2 separate regions of the Homo sapiens genome follow, and region 2 is linked to region 1. Evidence: chromatin loops called from intact Hi-C (ENCODE). Cell type or tissue: PC-9. All regions are shown on one strand. Each heading gives the region's core, and the rest is flanking DNA. Links, peaks and the distances in the headings are about the cores only.

Evidence for each region. Peaks named below come from ENCODE experiments on the same cell type or tissue, not always from the same donor. Only the 100,000 strongest peaks of a DNase experiment are listed, where the experiment ranks them.
Region 2: it touches region 1 in a loop (3-fold over the local background); 3 of 110 quality-filtered maps call a loop at or near these places.

The regions. Positions count from the first base shown.
Region 1 is chr5:24,747,252-24,760,088 of GRCh38, forward strand. It overlaps the pseudogene TRPC6P6. Among named protein-coding and RNA genes, the nearest start is that of LINC02239, 87 kb to the right of the region's middle. In PC-9, for the core only: no CTCF peak of the experiment used is centred there; no DNase peak of the experiment used is centred there.
Region 2 is chr5:25,000,732-25,013,568 of GRCh38, forward strand. No RefSeq gene overlaps it. Among named protein-coding and RNA genes, the nearest start is that of LINC02239, 170 kb to the left of the region's middle. In PC-9, for the core only: a CTCF peak has its summit at 6,218 (motif pointing left); a DNase peak (open chromatin) is centred at 6,180.

The DNA of each region.
Region 1 (12,837 bases), core at 1,744-9,743:
GTGAATGGGAGTTCACTCATAATTTGGCTATTTGTCTATTACTTGTGTGTATTCCAGGAATGCTTGTGGGTTTTGTATATTTATTTTTTATCCTTAGACTTTGCTGAAGTTGCTCATCAGCTTAAGGAGATTTTGGCCTGAGACAATGGGGTTTTCTTATTGGGGTGATCAGACCCAACACCAGGTCATGGGGGTGACAAAGTCTGTCGGAGTCAAAGGATTGAGAAAAAGACAGTTTGAGAATTAAAGTGGGCACCAGGGGGCCATCGTGTCTGTGGAGGCTGCAAAGGCCCTGAGCTCTGGGAGCCCACGTTATTTATTGGTAATCCAACAGAGAAACAGGTGGTGAGAACGTGGAGGTCGAACGGGTGCATTGCATTAAGCACATGATTTACAGCTGTGATGGTTTCACACTTGCTCTGCTACTTGATAATGGAGAGCAGGTTCTTTTAACTCAACATACAATGGATCCTGGGAGAGCAAGAAGCAAGGAGCCACCAAGTCTACACACATTCCAGAGCCACAAGCCCCGGATTCTGTCCAAGCCACAATGGATTTTATGCCCTGGGCTTAGATGATGGTGCATCAGGGTAGCCTTCCACCCCTTAGCACAGAGCTTGGTGTTCCAAAGGCCACAAGGGGTTTCAGACCCTGGGCCCCGGACATGTTCCAAGAGTCTTTTACATTATGTCAGACATGCAAGCCCTGCCTCAGCTTCTCCCAACACTCAGATTTTCCCAACATGCCCCCCTTCTCTTTTTTTGTAAAAGAGAAGGTATCGTTATTACTAGCATAAAAGGTAACCTCTTTTAATTGAGCAAGGCAATTGCAGGCTGTGCAGCCCTTAATTGCCGGTTGGTGATCCAGCTTCATTTTTCTTAGCCCTTATTCAAACTGGAGTCACTCTGGTTTGAGTGCTTTCCACATATCTCCCCTTTCCCTTTTACAAGAGGACCCCTAATCCTAGGGGTTGCAGAAGGATGAAGGTCCGTCTTCTGTAACTTCTTCATGCTGAATAGGGGTGATGATAGTCCTGCCTAACTATTAGGGTCTCTTATATTCAGGGTAGAGAGGAGCTGAGTCAGAAAGCATTGGTCCATTAAGCATCGTGACTCTGGTTGGTCTTTGTTCCATCTTCGCATTCAGATTCAACTGGCTTATGGCTCATACTGGGGGAACCCGGTCCATGGTTGGGATCCATGGGTCCCTCCAGTCTCCTGTTCCGTGGTCATACACATCTTGAGGGCATCCTCACGGTTCATTCATCTCCTGCAAAAATACAAGCATTCCCTCACCCATACATTAGTAAATCTACTGAAACAGAAGCAAAAACTTGTGGCTGTAGCTGGGAGGCTACTGATAATGAGAAACAGGCCCCTTCTAAGAGAAGGCACAAGGAAAGCAAATCGAGGCTTTTCAAACCTTCAATTCGCACTGTACAGGTGGGTCCACTAGATGCTGTGGCTCCTGATAGATCTTCGGATGTTTGGTGGGCACCCACATAGGCAGCTGATTGTCACCTGGAGAGACATACACAAATCCTCTTCCTCATATAATTATCTTTCCTTTTTCCCAGCTCTTTTTATGTGACCACATCTTTTTCTAAGGCCTGTGGCATTAAGATGAGTTTAATAATGGAATGTTTGTGCATCAGCAAAAGCTGCAGACACCAATGCATCCACCCTTTGATTAAGTTTAGTTAAAGGACCCACAGGTTCTGTTGGAGAGAAAAGAAAGAGCATTTTTATCCTTATCTCCCTCCTCTCTATTCCTTTTATATTTGCCCTTTGAGCCATAACTAATTTCTATAATTCAGAATGTTCTTGTCTGTCCCTGCAAATCTCTGTTAGTCTTTGCTTTTGTACCTCTTTAGGGCACTGACCTTATATTGCTAGTCTTCATCTCTCTACTTCTCTCTCTCTACTTACCTCTCTCTACTTACCTCTCTCTCTCTACTTATCTCTCTCTCTACTTACCTCTATCTCTGTTTATACTTAGCTCTACTTACTTGTCTCTACTTACTTACTTGTCTCTACTTTACTTACTTATCTCTACATCTTTCCTGGAAACCTTTTTAATGACCTTGGGTAGAGCTCAGAAATCCACCCTTTAAGCTTCAGCAAGAGACAAAACAGGGACCTCGGACCCGGCACCAGATTGAAGGGAACAGGAAGTGCTCTCCCCTCCCCAAAGCAGGAAAATGAGAGTTTGGCCCTTGCAAATTTCCACTCCACATCAGCGTCATCCTCAATTTCCTGGAATAAACTGTTGATCATGGCAATTTTAGCAAAACAATGACCATTGTAACATTATGGACTCCATAAAGAACATAACCAATGTTTTCAATTAATTTGTGGTTATAGTTGATGACCACTGATTTCACTTCAGAAAGTCCAAAGATAGCCCAGAACAGTGTCTTAAAACTCTGTTGTGAAGGCTTCATTTTGTTTTTCACCAATGTAGTAGGATTAGAGGTTGAATATTCCCATCATAAAAGCCACAAACGCCACAATGAACACATTCAGCCCATATCATGCCTATGTGCTCATTAAATCTGCAGAGGCAGGTTAACCATGAAACCGAAGCTTCAAGATGACTTTACTTGCACTATGCAAAGCAACCCATGATTTATTTTTTCCGGGGACTACTGCCAACCAGGCCTGTGTGTCCATCTGTAAGCATCCAACAGCAGGTCTACTGTACAAATAGGTCTTTTGTACAGACACTTGATTAACCCAATATATAGCCTTTCCTGTTGGATTAGTACTACCAAAGCCTCCTGTTCTTTTCACTGTGCTGCTTCCCAGCTTTATGTCAACAACTGAGCAATTCTTTCTTCTAGGGAAGCAGACCATGGAGTTGAGCAACTAATAACTAATTGAATTTCTCTGGTATAAAAAGAACCAATCATTCCCATATGCACAGTGACACCTCTAGATCTTTCAAGTAATAGACCTACTGTTCCTGAAGGAAATGGTCCCCCAACTCCCCTGGGGACCATCTCGGGTGGCTCCCCCAGAAGCAGGGAAATGGGAACTGCACTGCAAAGGTCCACGGCAGCACTGCTTACCACAGCGGGAGACAATTGTTGCTGTTTGTAAGGGCACTGGCTGTGCCGGATATGCCTCAATTTATTGAGGTGCTGTCTGAATAAACAAGCCTCAGATTCCACTGGGTCTTAGTACTACCAATTGCTCCGGGTTTTAATGTTGCAGCTATAGGAGGGGTAAGTTATGTAGCTAATTCATTTTCTCACCCATTAAGGGGAGAGAGAGGAGGTGGCCATTCACTTAATTCAGCAGGTGGAGCCAACAGGCTAGTAAAACACACTATTTTTAGTTTCCCTTTCTTTTCTTTAACTTCCTCCAGTTTCTATTCCTCACATTCAGAATCTGAAGTTAGTTTTTTACACTCGTCCACCTCTTCCTCATCTGAATCTGTCTCATCATCTGTTTGAAATGGCTCAAGAGCTGCTTTTATTAGCTCCCACATTGACCAAACTGAGACTGGAATTTTTGCTCCATCTTTATACGCTTTTTAAAAATCTCTGCCAATTCTCTCCCATTCATCCAACTCCATAGTCTCTTGTTCTGGGAACCATGGGCAAAACTGCTTTACTGCGCTAAAGAGTGATAACAAATTCTGAGTACCAACTTTCACTCCCCATCTTTGTAATAAATGCCTTAAGAAATTTAAACAAGCAGAATGTCTGCTTTCACTTTGTCCCATTGTTACCCTGGTTCTTCTGAGCGCTCAGCTTTCCCGCCGAGCTTCTTTTAGACATTCGGGTGTCCTTTGACGATGCATCCTTCACTTTCACGTGCTCTTGCATTCCTTCACCGAGGTCTTTGTCGCCCCACATTGAGCAGCCAGGAATGTTGGTGTGATCAGACCCAACACCAGGTCGTGTGGGTGACAAAGTCCGGTGGAGTCAAAGGATTGAGAAAAAGACAGTTTGAGAGAGAAATGTGGGCATCAGGGGGCCATTGCGATTGTGGAGGCTGTGAAGGCCCTGAGCTCTGGGAGTCCACGTTATTTATTGGTAATTCAACAAAGAAACATATGGTGAGAATGTGGAGGTCCAATGGGTGCATTGTATTAAGCACATGATTTACAGCTGTGATGGTTTAGCATTTGCTCTGCTACTTGAGATAATGGAGAGCAGGTTCTTTTAACTCAAGACACAATGGATCCTGGGAGAGCAAGGAGCAAGGAGCCAGCAAGTCTAGACACATTCCAGAGCCACAAATCCTGGATTCTATCCAAGCCATGAGGGATTTTATGCCCTGGGCTTAGACTATGGTGCATCAGGGTAGCCTTCCACCCTTTAGCACAGAGCTTGGTGTTCCAAAGGCCACAAGGGGTTTTAGACCTTGGACCTCGAACATGTTCCAAGACTCTTTTACACTATGTCAGACATGCAAGCCCTGCCTCAGCTTCTCCCAACACTCAGCTTTCCCCAACATTTTCTAAATATACAATCATGTTATCTACAAAGAGAGACAATTTGACTTCCTCTCTTCCTATGTGAATACTCTGTATTTCTTTCTCTTGCCTGATTTCCCTGGACAGAACTTCCAATACTATGTTGAATAGGATTGGTGAGAGATGGCATTCTTGTGTTGTGCCAGTTTTCAAAGGGAATGCTTCCAGCTTTTGCCCATTCAGTATGATATTGGCTGTGGGTTTGTCATAAATAGCTCTCATCAATACCGAGTTTATTGAGAGTTTTCAGCATAAAGCGGTGTTGAATTTTATCAAAGGCCTTTACTGCATCTATTGAAATAATCATGTGGTTTTTGTCATTTGTTCTGTTTATGTGATGGATTAAGTTTATTGATTTGCATATGTTGAACCAGCCTTGCAACCCATGGATGAAGCCGACTTGATCGTGGTGAATAAGCTTTTTAATGTGCTGCTGGATTCAGTTTGCCAGTATTTTATTGAGGATTTTTGCCTCGATGTTCATCAGTGATATTGGCCTGAAATTTTCTTGTTTTGTTGTGTCTCTGCCAGGTTTTGGTATCAGGATGCTGCTGATGCTGGCCTCATAAAATGAGTTAGGGAGGAATCCCTCTTATTCTATTGTTTGGAATAGTTTCAGGAGGAATGGTACCAGCTTCTCTTTGTAACTCTGGTAGAATTCGGCTGTGAATCTGTCTGGTCCTGGGCTTTTTTTTTTTGGTTGGTAAGCTATGAATTACTGCCCCTATTTCAGAACTTGTTATTGGTCTATTCAGGGGTTCGACTTCTTCCTGGTTTAGGCTTGGGAAGGTGTATGTGTCCAAGAATTTATCCATTTCTTCTATATTTTCTAGTTTATTTGTGTTGAAGTGTTTATAGTATTCTCTGATGGTAGTTTGTATTTTTGTGGGATTAGTTGTGATATCCCCTTTATAATCTTTTATTCTGTCTATGTCATTCTTCTCTCTTTTCTTCTTTATTAGTCTGGCTAGCGGTTTGTCTATTTTGTTCACCTTTTCACAAAACCAGATCCTGGATTCATTGATTTTTTTTGAAGGGTTTTTCGTGTCTTTATCTGTTTAGTTCTGCTCTGTTCTTAGTTATTTCTTGTGTTCTGCTAGCTTTTGAATGTGTTTGCTCTTGCTTCTCTAGTTCTTTTAATTGTGATGTTAAAATGTTGATTTTAGATATTTTCTGCTTTCTCCTGTGGGCATTTAGTGCTATACATTTCCCTCTAAACACTGCTTTAGTTGTGTTCCAGAGATTCTCGTACATTGTGTCTTTGTTCTCATTGGTTTCAAAGAACTTATTTATTTCTGCCTTAATTTCGTTATTTACTCAGTAGTCATTCAGGAGCAGGTTGTTCAGTTTCCATGTGGTTGTGCAGTTTTGAGTGAGTTTCTTAATCCTGAGTTCTAATTTGATTGCACTGTGGTCTGAGAGATTGTTATGATTTCCATTCTTTTACATTTGCTGAGGAGTGTTTTACCTCCAATTATGTGGTCAGTTTTAGAAAAAGTGCAATATGGTGCTGAGACAAATGTATATTCTATTGATTTGGGGTGGAGAGTTCTGTAGATGTCTATTAGATCCGCTTGGCTCAGAGCTGAGTTCAAGTCCTGAATATCCTTATTAATTTTCTGTCTTGTTGATCTGTCGAATATGGACAGTGGGGTGTTAAAATCTCCCACTATTATTGTATGGAAGTCTAAATCTCTTTGTAGGTCTCTAAGAACTTGCTTTATGAATCTGGGTGCTCCTGTATTGGGTGCATATATATTTATGATAGTTAGCTCTTCCTGTTGCATTGATCCTTTTACCATTATGTAATGCCCTTCTTTGTCTTTTTTAACCTTTGTTGGATTAATGTCTTTTATCAGAGACTAGTATTGCAACCCCTGTCATTCTTTGCTTTCCATTTGCTTGGTAAATATATCTCCATCCCTTTATTTTGAGCCTATGTGCACCTTTGCACATGAGATGGAGCTCCTGAATACAGCACACTGATGGGTTTTGACTCTATCCAGTTTGCCAGTCTGTGTCTTTTAACTGGGGCATTTAGCCTATTTATATTTAAGGTTAATATTGCTATGAGTGAATTTGATCCTGTCATTATGATGCTAGCTGTTTATTTTGCATGTTAGTTGATGCAGTTTCTTCATAATGTCGATGATCTTTACAATTTGGTATGTTTTTGCAGTGGCTGGTATTGGTTTTTCCTTTCCATATTTAGTGCTTCCTTCAGGAGCCCTTGTAAGGCAGGACTAGTGGTGACAAAATCTCTCAGCATTTGCTTGTCTGTAAAGGATTTTATTTGTCTTTCACTTATGAAGCTTAGTTTGGCTGCATATGAAATTCTGGGTTGAAAATTCTTTCCTTTAAGAATGTTGAATATTGGCCCCCACTCTCTTCTGGCTTGTAGGGTTTCTGAAGAGAGATCCACTGTTAGTCTGGTGGTCTTCCCTTTGTGGGTAACTTGGCCTTTCTCTCTGGCTGCCCTTAACATTTTTTCCTTCATTTCAACCTTGGTGAATTTGATGATTATGTGTCTTGGGGTTGCTCTTCTTGAGGAGTATCTTTGCGGTGTTCTCTGTATTTCCTGAATTTGAATGTTGACCTGTCTTGCTAGGTTGGGGAAGTTCTCCTGGATAATATCCTGAGGAGTGTTTTCCAGCTTGGTTCCATTCTCCCTGTCACTTTCAGGTACACAAATAAAATGTAGGTTTGATCTTTTCATACAGTTCGATATTCTTGGAGGATTTGTTTGTTCCTTTTCATTCTTTTTTCTCTAGTCTTGTCTTCACACTTTCCTTTATTAAGTTGATCTTCAATCTCTGGTATCCTTTCTTCCACTTGATATATTCAGCTACTGATACTTGTGTATCCTTTATGAAGTTCTCGTGAATTAGAAAAAACTACTTTAAATTTAATATGAAACCAAAAAGAGCTTGTATAGCCAAGACAATCCTAAGCAAAAAGAACAAAGCTGAAGGCATCATGCTACCTGACTTCAAATTCTACTACAAGGCTACAGTAACCAAAACAGCATGGTACTGGTACCAAAACATATGTATATATAGACCAATGGAAGAGAACAGAGGCCTCAGCAATAATGCCACACATCTAAACCATCTGATCTTTGTCAAATTTGACAAAAACCAGCAATGGGGAAAGGATTTCCTATTTAATAAATGGTGTTAGGAAAACTAGCTAGCCATATGCAGAAAACTGAAACTGGACCCCTTCCTTATACCTTATACAAAAATTAACTCAAGATGGATTAAAGACTTAAATGTAAGACCTAAAACCATAAAAACCCTAGAAGAAAACCTAGGCAATACCATTCAGGACATAGGCATGAGCAAAGACTTCATGACTAAAACACCAAAAGCAAGGTCAAGAAAAGCCAAAATTGACAAATGGGATCTAATTAAACTAAAGAGCTTCTGCACAGCAAAAGAAACTATTATCAGAGTGAACAGGCAACTACAGAAAAGGAGAAAATTTTTGCAATCTATCCATCTGACCAAGGGCTAATACCCAGAATCTACAAGGAACTTAAACAAATTTACAAGAAACAAACAACCCCATCAAAAAGTGGGCAAAGGATATGAACAGACACTTCTCAAAAGAAGACATTTATGTGGTCAACAAAGATGTGAAGAAACCTCATCATCACTGGTCATTAGAGAAATGCAAATCAAAACCACAATGAGATACCATCTCACATCAGGATGGTGATCATTAAAATGTAAGGAAACAACAGATGCTAGAGAGGATGTGGAGAAATAGGAATGCTTTTACTCTGTTTGTGGGAGTGTAAGTTAGTTCAACCATTGTGGAAGACAGTGTGACAATTCCTCAAGGATCTAGAACTAGAAATACCATTTGACCCAGCAATCCCATTACTGGATATATACCCAAAGGATTATAAATCATGCTATTATAAAGACACCTGCACACCTATGTTTATTGCCGCTGTATTCACAATGGCAAAGACTTTGAACTAACCCAAATTCCCATCAATGATAGACTGGATAAAGAAAATGTGGCACATATACACCATGGAACACTATGCAGCCATAAAAAAGCCATGTCCCTCTGCAGGGACAGAGATGAAGGTGGAAAGCATCATTCTCAGCAGCAAACTTACGCAGGAACAGAAAACCAAACACTGCATGTTCCCACTTATAAATGGGAGTTGAACAATAGGAACACATGGACACAGGGAGGGGAACATCATACACTGGGTCCTGTCTGGGGAGCAGGGTCATTGGGGAGGGATAGCATTAGGAGAAATACCTAATGTAGATGATGGGTTGATGGGTGCAGCAAACCACTTTGGCACATGTATACTTATGTTACAAACCTTCAGGTTTTGCACATGTATCACAGAACTTAAAGTATATTTAAAAATTAAATAAATAAAAAATATTTATATGGCATGCATATACAGATTTCTTACATGCATATATTTTGTAGTAGTGAAGTTTAGACTTTTAGTGTATTCATTACCTGAATAGTGAACATTGTACCCAATAGGTAAATTTTTTACCCCTCACTCCTTTCCTATCTCCCACGTTTTGAAGTCTCCTATGTGTAGTATTCTACTCTTTATGTTCATGTCTATCCATTGTTTAGCTCCCACTTATAAATGAGAATATTCTGTATTTGATTTTTCTGTTTCTGAGTTATTTCAGTTAAAATAATAGCCTCCAGTTGCAAAATACATGACTTCATTGTTTTGGATATATATACGTACACATCATGGAATACTACTGTGGAATTTATGTGTGCATGTGTGTACTTTCATACCTAGATATAAATGTATACACAAACATACCCTGGAATATGTATGTATGTGTGTGTGTATTTGTGTGCCTCCAATGATGGACACTTAACATTTATTCCATATCTTTGCTATTGTAAATAGTGCTGCAATAAACATATGAGTGCAGATATGTTTTTGATACAGTGATTTCTTCGTTTTTGGGTAGATAACCAGTATTCAGGTTGTTAGATCAAATGGTAGTTCTATTTTTAATTCCTGGAGAAATCTCCATACTATTTTCCATAAAGGTTATACTAAGTGTATAAGCAGTCCCATCAACATCTTTTTTTTTCTTTTTTTTCAACTTTTTAGTAGTAGCCATTCTGCCTGCTATAAAATCGTATCTCATTTTGGTTTTAATTTGATGATTAGTGATGCTGAGCACTTTTTCATGTTTGTTGGCCACTTGTGTGTCTTCTTTTGAAAAATGTCTGCTCATATCCTTTGTCCCCTTTTTTATTAGGGTTATTTGCTTTATCCTCATTATGCTGTTTGGGTTCCTTATAGATTCTAGATATTTGCCTTTTGTCAATGGCATAGTTTTCAAATATTGTTTCCCATTCTACATGTTGTCTGTTTACTCTGTTGATTATTTCTTTTGCTGTGCAGAAGCTTTTTAGTTGAATTACATCCCATTTGTCTATTTTTGTTTTTGTTGCACTTGCTTTTGAGGACTTTGTCATAAATTATTTGCCTAAGCCAATGACCGGAAAAGTTTTTCTTAGATTTTCTTCTGGAATTTGTATAACTACAGGTCTTATATTTAGATCTTTAATCCACATTCAGTTAATTTTTGTATATGTTAAGAGGTATGGTGCTAGTTTAATTCTTCTTCATAGGGCAGCCCAATTTGTCAAGCACTTTTTACTGAAATAGGTGTTTTTTCTCTAGTGTATATTTTTGTTGACTTTGTCAAAGATCCGATGGTTTTAGGTATGTGACTTTATTTCTCGGAACTCTATTCTGTTCCATTGATCTATGTGTCTATTTTTATACGAGTACCATGCTTCTTTGGTTACTGTTTGTAGTCTAGTAGTATAAGTTGAAGTCAGGTAATGTGATGCCTCCAGCTTTGTTCCTTTTGCTTAGAATTGTTTTGGCTATACAGGCTCTTTTTTTATTCCATATGAATTTTAAGATGTTTTTATAATTCTCTAAAAAAATGACATCAGTAATTTCATAGAGATTATGTTGAATCTATAGATTGCTTTGGGCAGTGTGATGGTTAATACTGAGTGTCAACTTGATTGGATTGAAGGTTACAAAGTATTGATCCTGGGTGTCCCTGTGAGGGTATTCCCAAAGAAGATTAACATCTGAGTTAGTGGGCTGGGAATGGCAGACCCACCCTTAATTTGCGTGGGCACAATCTAATCAGCAGCCAATACAGCTAGACTATAAGCAGGCAGAGAAATGTGAAAAGAGAGACTAGCCTAGCCTCCCAGCCTACATCTTTCTCCTGTGCTGGATGCTTCCTGACTTTGAACATTGGACTCCAAGTTGTTCAGTTTTTGAACTAGGACTGGATCTCCTTGCTTCTCAGCCTGCAGATGGCATATTGTGGGACATTGTGATCATGTGAGTTAATACTTAATAATAATAACTCATGTGATTATAATTAATAACTTGTAATAATAATTAACTCGTGTGAGTTAATACTTAATAAACTCATATATATATATATATATATTTTATATATATATATATATATATATAATATATATATATATATATATATATATATATATATATATATATATATATTCCTTTAGTTCTGTCCCTCTAGAGAATCTTGACTAATACAGGTAGTATTATCATTCTAATGATATTGATTCTTCCTTTTTTTTTTTTTTAAATGAGATGGAGTATCTCTCTTGCTCAGGCTGGAGTCGTCCTATCCATAAGCATAGGATGTTTTTCCATTTGTTTGTGTTATCTATGATTTCTGTAGTTCTCCTTATATAAATCTTTCACCTCACTGGTTAAATATGTTCCTAAACAGTTTTGTGGCTATTGTAAATTGAATTGCCTTGTTGATTTGATCCTCGGCTAGATCATTATTGGTCTATAGAAATGCTACTGATTTCTGTCTATTAATATTGTATCCTGAAACTTTGCTGAATTAATTTATCAGCTTTAAGAGTTTTTTGGTGGAGTCATTAGGGTTTTCTAAATATAAGATCATCTCATCAGTGAACAGTGATAATTTAACTTCCTTTTTCAATTTGGGTGACTTTTTTTCTATTTCTGATTGCTCTAGTGAGGACTTCTAGCACTATATTGAATAAGAGTAGTGAAGGTGGGCATTGTTGTCTTGTTCCAGTTCTTAGATAGGATGTTTTCAACTTTTTCTTATTGAGTATGATGTTGGTTATGGGTTTGTTATATATTGTTTTTATTATATTAAGGTTTGTTCCACCTATGCCTAGTTTATTGATGAGTTTTATCATAGATGTATGCTAAATTTTATCCAATGCCTTTTTTGTATCTACTGAGATGATCATATGGATTTTGTCTTTAATTATCTTTATGTGATGTATTACATTTATTTATTTACATATCTTGAGTCATCTTTGCAACCCTGGGATAAATCCTACCTGTTCATAACGGATATTGGCCTATAGTTTTTCTTTCTTTCTTTTTTTTTTTGTCCTCATTTGGTTTTAGTTAGTTGCAGGGTTATACTAGCTTCATAGAGTGAATTAGGGAAAATTTTTTCCTCTTTGATTAGTTGGAATATTTTTAAGAGTATTGATATCAGTTTTTCATCTTATGTTTGTTAGAATCAACTGTGAATCCATCTGGCACTGGGCTTTTGGTTGTTCTTTTTGGCAGTTTTTTTTTTATTACGGATTCAATCTTGCTACTCATTGTCAATCTGTTCAGAAGTTTTATTTCTTGTAGATTCAATCTCAGGAGGTTGTATTTTTTTCTGGAAATTTACTTATATCCTCTCGGTTTCTAATATTTGAGCATAAGTTATTTATAATAGTCTCTGATGATCTTTTGTGTTTCTGTGGTATCAGTTGTAATGTCTCATTTTTTATTTCTGAATGTGTTTATTTAAATTTTCCCTTCTTTTTTGGTTACTCTAGTTTGTGATTATCATTTTTGTAAATCACTTTGAAGAATAAACTTTTTGTTTTGTTGATTATTTTTATTGTTCTTTGTCTCTACTGAATTTAGTTCTTTCCTGATCATTAATTTTTTTCTTCTGTTCACTTTGGGTTTAGTTTGTTCTCTTTTTTTCTAGTTTCCTAAGGTATAATGTTAATTGTTAATTTGTGATCTTTCTACTTTTTTCGATGTAGGCATTTAATGCTATAAACTTTTCTCTTAGCATTGCTTTTGCTATATTACACAGGTTTTGGTATGCTGTGATTTCATTTTTATTTGTTTCAGAATTTTAAATTCCTGTCTTAATTTCTTCATTGCCAAGTGATTGTTCAGGAGCATACTTTTGAATTTCCATTTATTTGTGTAGTTCCTGAAGTTCTTCTTGGTGTTAGTTTCTAGTTTTATTCAATTCTGGTCTGAGAAGA
Region 2 (12,837 bases), core at 2,179-10,178, 250 kb after region 1:
AAGAAAGAAAAAGGAATTCCTACTTTTTAGAAAAGACAGTAATATTTGTCTACAGTATTGAGCAATCATAAAAACCAGTTTATAACCCATTCCAATTAGTCCGCTGAAGCTGCTATAATCGAGTACCACAAACTGCAACAAACATTTGTTTTCTTACAGTTCTGGAAGCCGGACATCCAAGATCAGGGTGCCAGCATGGTTGGATTCTGGGGAAGCCTCTCTCTTTGACTTGCTGACCACTAAATTATCTCTGTGTTCTAAAATAGTTTTCATTACCTTGTTTCTTATCTGTAAAGAGTGGCTAAAAATTAAGAAAATGCTCACAGTCCTTTGGATGATATTTAATATATATTTGTTTTTGCCACCTTGAAATTTGCAGACATAATATGATGTGTGTGCTCCTACACACGCAGGAGAAAAATAACTACATAGTTTTAAATTTCCTGTCTTCTTGTTTTCTGTTCATCTGGAGAAAATCAATTATGGTTACTTTATATAAAGGTGTTAATGAACATAAATTATTGAGACTATGTAAAGTACAATAATTAAAATGAATATAAAATTATGTTCATAATAAGCTTTCATATCTTTTGAGAGAAGTTGAAGTTCATTAAGATGTCATATTCAATATTATATATTTGTATTATTTTATTTATTTGATATACTGATTATTTTTTTCAATTAAGGTATAATCTTTCACATTATTGTCTACTTTTATACTTATAATTATTTACATTACAGTGTTTCATATTACATTATTTTTCATTATAATAATTTATAAAACAAATACAACATATATCTTATGTTTAAATACTTATACACAAGATTTATATGGAGGATCTTGAGAGTAGTGTTAAAAATTTATAAAGGTAAAATTAGAAGTAATATTTTATAAAATAATGAAAATTTAAGATTACTTTATTTGAGACTTTAGGCTGTAATTTAATTAAATAATTTAAAGTTCTTTATATATAGAAAATAAATATTAATTTTTTATAATTATTGATGTGCTTCCTGGGTTTAAAAATATTGCCTGTAACAATTTCTTATATATCAATATTTATTATTTATGTTCATATCGTATCCTTTCTTAAAATTAGTTTTTAAATTTTGCCTTTCTCAGGTTCAAGCTTCAAATTCAGATTAATAAGTTTGTTTGTGTATAAAGATAAATAAAACCGCTAAGATTCTATGGCCACAGGAAAAGCAAACATTTACTTCTTTTCTACATGTATGTGTGTGTGTGTTTGTGTGTGTGTGTATACACACATCTATATATCCATTATATGTGTGTGTGTATACACACATCTATATATATCCATTATATGGACGTGTGTACATACATACATATTATGAACCAAGTAAATAGCATTTGCCCCAGATAAAAAATTCATATAATAGGAATACTATTTGCTTTCTTTAACATTCTTCAGAATTTAATTATTTCATATTGATTGTGAGAGCTCTTTTGTTAACTAAGACAAAGATTAGAGAAAATGGATATTCCAAAGAGAAGTGAAATCATTTTAATTATGTATAATTAAAATATCTTAATATAACTATGTTTAATGTCTGTGTATTTCTCAGGTTAAAAGAAGCATACTCCGGTTTTAGGCATGGTCTGGAATAATGACTGTCAACAGATAAACTTTTATATTAAAAAAAATTGAGAAATACCTTTATCAATCATTGACATCCATAATATATTTCACAAGATAAATTAAGGCCTCTGGAGATTTGTGAATGTCCTCTGTCACTTTCTCTCACATATCACTATCCATCACTGTTAACACTCTGAACCCAGTGACTCCATTAGGGAAATATTTATGCCTACTACAAACCTTAGAAGAATTTTTTTGGATAATCCTGTTTCATGTTTTATGTTGATGATTCATACCAAATGGTTGTCAAGAAGACTATAAAATCATAGTTATAAATTCACTGTTTAACATACAAACATCTTCCAGAAATTAAATCAATTCAATTGAATAAATTGTTCATCCTTACCTAAACTTTCCACTTAACGAAAGATAAAAATGCAAATATTTGTAGAGATGGTAAGTGTGCTTTTGGGTTGGGTCTTGATTATTTTCTTTTATTATTATTATACTTGAAGTTCTGGGATACATGTACAGAATGTGCAGGTTTGTTACATAGGTAGTATACATGTGCTATGGTGGTTTGCTGCACCCATCAAACCATCATCTACATTAGGTATTTCTCCTAATGCTATCCCTCCCCTTGCGCCACACCCCCTGATAGGCCCCAGTGTGTTATGGTCCTCTCCCTGTGTCCACATGTTCTCACTGTTCAACTCCCACTTATGAGTGAGAACATGTCGTGTTTGGTTTTCTGTTTCTGTGTAAGTTTGCTGAGAATGATGGTTTCCAGCTTCATCCATGTCCCTGCAAAGGACATGAATTCATCCTTTTTTATGGCTATATAGTATTTCATGGTGTATATATGACAAAGTGTCTTTATCCAGTCTATAAACACCCATTGGTGGGCATTTGGGTTGGTTCCAAGTCTTTGCTATTGTGAATAGTGCTGCAATAAACATACGTGTGCATGTGTCTTTATAGTAGAATAATTTATAATCCTTTGCGTATATACCCAGTAATGCGATTGCTGGGTCAAATGGTATTTCTGTTTCTAGATCTTTGAGGAATCACCACACTGTCTTCCACAATAGTTGAACTAATTTACACTTCCACCAACAGTGTAAAAGTGTTCCTGTTTATCCACATCCTCTCCAGCATCTGTTGTTTCCTGACTTTTTAATGATCACCATTCTAACTGGTGTGAGATGGTATCTCACTGTGGTTTTGATTTTCATTTCTCTAATGACCAGTGATGATGAGCTTGTTTTCACATGTTTGTGGGCTGCATAAATGTCTTATTTTGAAAAGTGTCTGTTCATATCTTTCACCCACTTTTTGATGGGATTGTTTGTTTTTTTTTTCTTGTAAGTTTTTTTAAGTTCCTTGTAGATTCTGGATATTAGCCCTTTGTCAGATGGATAGATTGCAAAAATTTTCTCCCATTCCGTAGGTTGCCTGTTCGCTCTGATGATAGTTTCTTTTGCTGTGCAGAAGCTCTTTAGTTTAATTAGATCCCATTTGTCAATTTTAACTTTTGATGCAATTGCTTTTGGTGTTTTAGTCATGAAGTCTTTGCCCACTCCTATGTCCTGAATGGTATTACCTAGGTTTTCTTCTCAATCTAGAATATGCTTGGTTTCCTTAAACCTTCCCTGTAACCACACAGCCCAATTCCAAATCCTATAAATAACCTCTCTAAACCTCCTCTTCTCAAGACTGTCCTGGTATATTAAGGGAGATAAAACAAAATTTTTTGCTATTCATCATAAGGTTCATGGCTGAGAACCCTAAAACAAAAGACAGATAAAAAGAGAAAAATATACACATTGATTTAATACACATTTTAGGTGAGGGCCTTCAGAAATGAAGATCCATGTATTTTTGCGGACAGTCATGCAGAAGAAGTATGACTGGAGGACGAAAGGATATGATGTAATGGCAATAAACTGGGAAAAACTCATCAACGCCTATTTGTTCAGATTCTTTTCTGTGTCTCTGTGTGACATTTCTTCCCATCCTGTATAGGGCAGAACACCTGTAATATGAGGTTCTTCAGGAAAGAAGAAAGGGAGATTGTCAGAGAGTGACCTTCCTACGTTTTATAGTCTGTTTCAGGGAGAAGGGGCAAAGGAAATTCCAGGTTTTTTTGTTTGTTTGTTTGCTTGCTCTCTTCAGGAGAGAGGGAACAGGAGAAGCTCAGAGAGACATTTCTGCTTCTGTGGTTTTCTCAGCTTCCTTCAGCTTAAAATACTTAAAATATTAAGGTGCTATATTTGGGTGGTATCTTGTTCTGAGTTCTGACTTATTTTTACTGCTTTTGCTGCTGATACATAACTAGGCCTAACTTTAAATACAGTAGTGTTCTTGGCGATCTTTGGCTGTTGGACTTCTATATTTCTTAGGGCCTTTAAATGTTTTCTTTAAAAAATTATATTTTATTTATTATTTTAAAAATATGAAACAAATGATATATCACTACAGACACAAAACCATTGCTCTTCATTGTGGTAAATATGAATGTCAAGAATCAACTTTGGCCACCAATTGGTAATTTTCTCAGGTCTAATAATGTAAGCTCATTTTCCATGTCTGTTCAGATCTGTAATGATTGCAAGTCCTCAAGTTTGTTTCACTCCTCTCTCCAATATCACCCTCTTCTGGAATCAATGCATTTCTTTACTGTTTACTCAGTACGTGTGTTCTTTACTGTTTACTCAGTACGCGCGTGTGTGTGTGTGTGTATACACACATCTATATATATATATCCATTATATGGATATAGATGTGTATGTGTGTGTGTATATATATATATACACATACATATATATACACATATATATATATATACATATATATATATAGAGTCCTCTGAGTTCAAGGACGTGCATATTGAGGTGAGCAGTGGAGGTCATTTCAACTTTAGGGAGCACAGAAAATTATTTACAAAAGAATGTTGTTCATGTGTAATCTTTGTTGAAAGGCAAAATACATTATTTTTATTTTACTTAATATGTAAACATCTTTTATATAAAGTTATGGAAACATTTCACTTTTCTGTAAATAAACTTATCTAAAGAATGGTGGTAAATGGTGAAAAATACCATGCAACTTGAATGTATTCCATGAAATATACTCAGCAATACAATTTTGGAATATGTTCCCCACATTGCTAGCTATGCTTGTGATTTCTTCTCTCACTTCAATGTCTTTTCTCCATCCCCCCTTCAGTCTGATGGCTAATTAGCTGCACTCTCTTTGGCTCATGTGCTATCTCCTCCAGTAATCTATCCCTGACCTCTTCAGACCGAATTAGTCTGCTGTTTCCTGCGATTCCACCATACTCAGTACAAATCTATCATCCCTTGTAATTGCATTATTTTTTTTCCTGAGTCTGATTTTCCCATGGTTAACGGTTTCTTGAGAGAAATCTTATCTTATTCATTTTTGTATCTGCAACACCTCAGTGATTGCAAAATAATCTCCCAGGAAAGGTGTAAAAAAATAAATGAGTGGTATAAACTCTTCCTATTTAAGAAGTAAAATTTAGTAGAGACAACCAGGTGCTTCTTAATTAAAATACATCATTTTGGAAACCTAACAAATACTCCCATATTTGCTATTATGACTGATTAAGTGTTCCCTACAGCGTATACTGATATTCTTTGTATTGAAAGTGATTCTCTTTCACTATTGAAAAAATATCAATTAGATACTAATTAGTCTTGCTCTCTGCTTGTGGAGGGCTTGAGGTAAATAGGTGTGGAAGAGAATGGGAGCAATAATTAAGTAAACATTTAGGCAGTTCAAACCTTGTGCTCCTTGCAGATAAAAATGCAAATCAGGTTTGCAATATAACCTCCATACAGACAACCAGGGCAGATGCTAATGAATCTAGCATGTTTGTCATGAGTAGTTCAGTTTTAAAACGATTGATTTCTTTACAAAGAGAAGCAGTGAAACATAAACTAAAGTTGCCATGCTGTACCCAATCTGAAAAATTAAACGCTGTTAATGGCCCTTTGTAATACACTGTGAGAATAACGATTATGAAAAAGCTCAGCAGTTTTGATGAATCACTCTCGTCTGGCAAGAGGTCCTGACTTATTTGACAGAAGATGCCTTGCATAGATCATTATAGAGAAGGGAGAGATAGCAGCTATTGTGTTACATAATAGTGTAATAATATAACATTTACAGGGTTTTAAAGTGCAAGTGAGAAATAATAAAAGTGAAGAATTTCACAGTTAAGGAGAAAACATACCAGTCTGCCCTTTAGCACAAAGTCACAACCCACAATTAAGGGACTCATGATTCAGGGTAAATAGTGTGGCTGCTTGTTCAAAGAAACAGTCTGCACCAATTATTCAAGTCTTATAATATTTCTTTTCTTTCTTTTACAGTTAGAAATATGCAAACAGTCTTTATAATGCCAGGATAACAACCCTCCTTAAACCTTGTGATTTTATTTTCTACTTAAAAGAAATGTTGGAAAACAATCACCAATCTTGTGAAATGTAAGCACTCTGGCTCAGCTGTCTTGTATATCCAAATCTGAGATGCCCCATTTCTTCATGTTCGTTTCCCTTCCTCTCCAATTGCACCCTCTACTGGAATTATTGTCTCCTTGGTTTGCAGCAGTCCTTAAGAGCTTTTATTTGCATGAGTCAATCTCTCCTTGGAGTTCCTTCTCTTTTCCCTATGTTTAACCAATTCGTAATATATTTTTAAGTCCATCTCAAGTCTTATAAAAATAACATTTATGTTTTACTGAATGCTGGCTATGTGCCAAAGTTGTCTGACAAGTTTATGTACAGTATATTATTTAATCCTCACAATATCCTTGAGGAGGTCATAATAATTACAACCACTTCACAGATGAGGAAACTCAGAAAGAAGTTACATAATATCCTCTAGGTCTGATGCCTGGCAAATAGCATCCTTCAAATTCGGCTTTGATGGGCCAACTACAAAAATTCTCCTTTGTGTTCCTTATGAAATTGTTACCATAGACTCAGAATTTAGCTTTTAATTATCTTATTACTATTTTCAAATGAATTAATTATGTATCCAAGAGCAGTCTACAAAATGGAAGAACTCATAATTGTATCTTTCTGAACTTCCAGAATATTACAAATGTTTACTGAGACGTGTTGAACTAAAAGGAAAAAGCTGCAGCATAAAATATCATTTTAAGGAGTTTACTTGAAACAAAGTGAGAACAGATGCTCAGGACACATTTCCAAATTGCCTAGGGAAGTGATCTATTTGACCTTTGCTCCAAGCAGATTTTTAAAGGCAAAGGAGGACGAAGAGCAGTCTGGTACAAAGTTGATTGACAGGAGTTCTCATTGGTTTACAGAAAAAAGGATGATTAGTGATTGGGTGTACATTGTTGAACTGTAGGGCCTGAGTTATGATGTCCAGTGCATGGCATTTTATAGCTACTTAGCACTTCTTAGTCTGGAGCCCACATAGCAAGTAGCTTCAAGAGGTAATTATTTAGCTCCAGGTGGGAGGCAGATGTGACTACTCACATTTTAAATGCTTCTCCAAATCTGATAATTTAAAAGGGATTAAATTCCTCAGATTAAAAAAAAAAGGCTTCTTTTTTTCTCATTTTTCTTCCTCAAGTTTCTTTTGATCAAAATCTTTCTTCTCGGAAGCATTGATTATCAAAGTTCAAGTGCCAAATTGTCCTTCATTGCTGGAAAGGCTCACTCCTGGATAGTCCTGTCCCACATCAAGGAAGAAGAGAAGCTATCTCAATTAGGTATTTTTCAAGTGCACCCTAAGGCTGAATTGAGATGGCATCACAGATTAACAAAAATGAGACTCGCTCAAGTCATTGATTTATATAGCTGCTGTCACTTGAATTATCTCTAGTCTTTGGAATACCATGATTTTAGTTTTCTTGGAAGAAGTAATGCAATGAGCTATCCGTAGCACCAACAGTTTGAATAGTAGAAATATAATGCAAACATGAATTGCAATTGGAAAGAGACTTTGTAGGCCAGAACAACACAAAGAACCTATCCATTAGGGAGCCGACTAAAAAATAACATGAAGAAAATTCAATTTTGGTTCTTCTTTAGAGACTTGTAACCAAATGGCTTCTCTTAAATTTTTTCCTAGATGAATTTCTGCTTCATAAGAAGTATGTATGTATACACAACAAGTATTTCCCACCATACGTATGCCTCCTTGTTTAGCTAATATATAATCTGAGGCAATGTGATTGTCTAGAGCAACCTTAGCCAGCGAATCAGCAGATTTTTCTTGAGCTGCAGTGGAGGCAGCAGTTTCATCAGCAATATTTCCCGAGCTTACAAAAATATTTCTAAATATTGTTCATGCGAAAAAAAAAACACCCCACCAAGGAAAAACTGTTCTTCCAATAAAATTCATGGAGCTATTTTCTTGATGGTCAGGTAGATAATTAACAGATTTTCCTCGAAATAGAATCTCTGTCTAAAATACATTGGTGGTCGTGTCTACGGAAAAGTTTGAGGAAACCAGTCCACTGTTGAGTTTCTTCAAAGCTATACATACAGAGAGTGGTGGCCAAATATCCTAAGAGACAGTGCTATTTATAATTCCATGCCCTTACACATTTATAGACCCATGGATGGTGATCTCCTCCACGGGTGAAAATAAGTCCTGATGGAGCACAGGTGAGAATATTATATTGGAGTACATAGTTTTGGGGGCATTATTAAACCATGAGTTAGAAACATTAGAGCAAGGTTAGATTGAGTCCTCATAGCACAAGGGATTGTTTTTCTTTTAATTTTTAACAGCATTATTACTTTTTCTTAACTGTCATTTCTGAGTAAGAACACAATCATTTGAAAACAAGATTCGGATGAGTTAAACTGAAACATAGGACAAGCGGGTTGGGATGAGTCAGCCAGATTCAATAAACAGATTCTGCTTTGTATGGCTTCTAAGTTGTGATATGAGTACAATCAGTAATACTGGTGAAATTTAGAATAGGACATACCAGTGTGTCACTGTGGTTAAAAGTGGTTTATGCGGCCGGTGGATCACGCCTGTAATCCCAGCACTTTGGGAGGCCGAGATGGGCGGATCACGAGGTCAGGAGCTCGAGACCATCCTGGCTAATATGGTGAAACCCCGTCTCTACTAAAAAATACAAAAAATTAGCTGGGCATGGTGGCGGGTGCCTGTAGTCCCAGCTACTCGGGAGGCTGAGGCAGGAGAATGGCGTGAACCCAGGAGGCGGAGCTTGCAGTGAGCCGAGATCACGCCACTGCACTCCAGCCTGGGCGACAGAGCGAGACTCTGTCTCAAAAAAAAAAAAAAAAAAAAAAAGGGGCGGGGGTTTATGGTTTATGGTAGCAAACCCAGCATCTTGTCAAAGTTCCAGAAGTTGCAATGGTTTCTAAGAATTATTCCTCGATGTTGTAGTCAGATTTATTAGGGAAAGCAAAAACCGAAACCTGATTATAGGCATTTGCCTGTGTACATACACGCAAACCATTAATAGGCATTTGTATGTGTATATAACATAATCTGATTGTAGGCACTTGCTTGTGTATATACCATATGTGTATATACACACAAACCATTGCCATAGTACAAGTATAGTATATATTAAAAGAACTATATATGAGACAATTTTGCCAAAACCTCCAAGAGAGGATAGCCATAGTGTGTGAAGGAAACCCAAAAAGCATAAATAATTCGAAAATAGGACACCGAATATTTCAGTTGTGGTAGGCATTACAATTGTGAAGAATTGGTTATACAATCCTGATCCAGTATCCTGGGCAGAGGCAGTCTAATGTAGATGTCAGCTGCTTGCCATTCTGGTCAGGAAGACTTCAAGTCAGCTTCAGTTGAAGATCTCCAGTGATGGCAGATGTCCACTCTGGTAGGGCTGCCTTTTTTTTTTTAAATGAGAAAGACGAATTCATGAGTCAATGCCCTTAAGTTCAGTGACACAGAAATTGGTCAACAATACCTGATATGGTCCCTTCCAATGGGATTGAAGAGAATCTTATTTGATGTCATTTCTAGAAAACAAAATCTCCAGGTTGTAGGATGTGATTTTTTTTATGGCTTTTTCTACATGGAGCTAGCTGTTCAAGAAATCTTTTATTAATCTGGTGGTGTTCTTAGTGAGTAGTTTTGTGAGACTTTAGCAATAAAAAAAATGATCACCTTTAAAGAACACAGGTTCATAAGCTTCTTTATCTAGAGACATGGGCCTTCCTATTATTCTTTTAAAGAGAGAGAGCTGGTGCTTTCCAAATGGAGTGTGTATTAGTCTGTTCTCATGCTGCTAATAAAGACATACTGAAGACTGGGTAATTTATAAAGGGAAGAGGTTTAATTGACTTACAGTTCCATATGGCTGGGGAGGCCTCACAATCATGATTGAAGGTGAATGAGGAGCAAAGTCACATCTTACATGGCAGCAGGCAAGAGAGCTTGTATAGGGGAACCCTCCTTTATAAAGCCACCAGATCTCATGGGACTTACTCACTATCATGAGAATAGCACGGGAAAAACCCACTCCATGATTCAATTACCTTCCACCAGGTCCCTCCCACGACATGAGGGAATTATGGGAGCTACAATTCAAGATGAGATGTGGGGAAGAACATGGCCAAACCATATCGGGTCAGTCACAGGTTGAAGAGATCCAATGGGAGAAACTTTGGCCAGGTCAGGTTAAGGACTGCTGTTATTTCACTAATCGAATTTTTTGAATCTTTATTACACCATTGGTGTTTTCCACCACTCCAGAAGATTAGAGGGGATAGACATAATGGAAATGTTGAAATATAGGCCAAATGTTGTAAATGGATCAAATTACCTGACCAGTAAATTGTGTGTTCCTTGGCCACTATGGAAGTCAGATGGAATGCCTCATGAAATAATTGTTTTCCAATAACAACGTACCACCTGCTTGGGTCATGGCTCATCAGCATGGAATGCTTCACTCCAAGGAGAGAACATAAAAATTAGCACCAGAACTTACCTATAACACTGAGATAGAGGCAGCTGGATAAAGTTCAACTGCCATATCACAAAGGATCCTAAAGGTAAAAGAAATGTTTCTAGGAAGCATGAAGGGATTTTCCAGGATTATTTTTAGGACAAGCATTACAGCAAGAATGAACTTTTGAGCAACAGTAGGGGATTGTTTCTAATAATATTGTTTTCCCCATGCTATCATTCTGTCTGTTTTCTAATAAGTCAGCTAGTGAGCAAACTTTAAAAGGGATAATTGTTTAAGTTCTTTGTAGATTCTGGATATTAGCGCTTTGTCAGACGGATAGATTGCAAAATTTTTCTCCCATTCTGTAGGTTGCCTCTTTACTCTGATGATAGTTTATTTTGCTGTGCTGAAGCTCTTTAGTTTAAATAGATCCCATTTGTCAATTTTGGCTTTTGTTGCCGTTGCTTCTGGTGTTTTAGTCATGAAGTCTTTGCCCATGCCTATGTCCTGTGGTATTTCCTACGTTTTCTTCTAGGGTTTTTATGGTTTTAGGTCTTACATTTAAGTCTCTAATCCATCTTGAGTTAATTTTGGAACCAACCCAAATGGCCATCAATGATAGACTAAATAAAGAAAATGTGGCACATATACACTATGAAATATTTTGCAGCCAAAAAAAGGATGAGTTCATGTCCATTACAGGGACATGGATGAAGCTGGAAACCATCAATCTCAGTAAACTAACACAGGAACAAAAAAACCAAACACCACAAGTTCTCACTCATAAGTGGGAGTTGAACACATGGACACAGGGAGGGGAACATCACACACCAGGGCCTGTAAGAGGTTGGGGGCCTTGGAGAGGGATAGCATTAAGAGAAATACCTAATGTAGATGACGGGTTGATGGGTGCAGCAAACAACCATGGCACGTGTATACCTATGTAACAAACCTGCACGTTCTGCACATGTATCCCAGAACTTAAACTATAATAATTATTTTTAAAAAAGGGTAACTGAAGCCCTGAACGAAGAGCTGTTCTATCATTAGGTCCATAAAATAAGCCTGTTTCTGTAGAAGACTTCCCTCGTTTACTTTTCAAAGGTCTATTTCCTTCTTTAGAGCTCCTATTTATGCTTCTTTTAATAACATTTTAAATGAATAATAAGTCTGTAAGGACATTTCAAGACATCTATTTTCTTATGTAACCTTCAGGGCTGCATTGTTAGCTACAATGTCACCAAATTGATTACCCTTGTTCTCTGGAGTATCAAGTTTTAAATTACCAGGAATTTTGATGATAGCCAGAGATTTTTGTTTTTGGATTGTGTTTGAGTTCATTTGTGTTGCTATAAAGTAATATCTGAATTTCAGTGATTTATTTATTTTAAAAAATAGTTTATTTGGCTCACAATTCTGCTGGCTAGAATGCTGGGCATCTAGTGAGTGCTACAGGCTGCTTCTGCTCAAGGCAGAAGGCAAACAGGAGCTGGCATGTAGAGAGGTTACATGGTGACAGAGGAAGCAAAAGAGAGATGGGGGAGGTGTCAGGGTTTTGTTGTTGTTGTTGTTGTTTGTTTTTTAAACAGGTAGCTCTCCTGGGAACTAATAAGAGCAAGAACTTATTACTCCAAGGATGTTATCAAGCCATTCTTGAGGGATTCATGTCCATGACACAAACAATTCCCATTAGTGCTTACCTCCAGCATTGGGGATCTAATTTAAACATGAGGTTTGGAGGACAAACATCCAACCTGTAGAAGAGAACTTTCAAGAGGTCAGAGACTTGTTTACCAGCTCTGATGGTTTTACCTGAAGTGGTCAGAAATCCCTGTTGCTCTGAAGCATCCCCAAATTATAGCATGTCTGAAGGCATGTCTGCCGTCAGTGTAAATATAAGTTATGTTATCTTTTGCCAATTAACAGGCATGAGTTAGGGTGAGCAATACTTTCTGCTGAGATAATTTTATATCTGGAAAGTATAACATATAGAGTATAATCTATAACCTCAGTTAGAGGCACTATGGTCTAATCAGCCCAATAATTTTCAGATTCATCTTTCAAATAAATCATCAGTGAACAAAATTACAAATTACATCAGCATTATCTGTATTTTGTTTTAGGCCCTGTCTATGAGTGATAGTATGGTCAATTAAGGTGATGCAGTTATAAATGTAGCATCTCATCAATAAGCAAAGACAAAAGAATGGTTAGAACCATTGACATTTTTTACAGAATTTAAAAAAAACTATTTTAAAATTTATATGG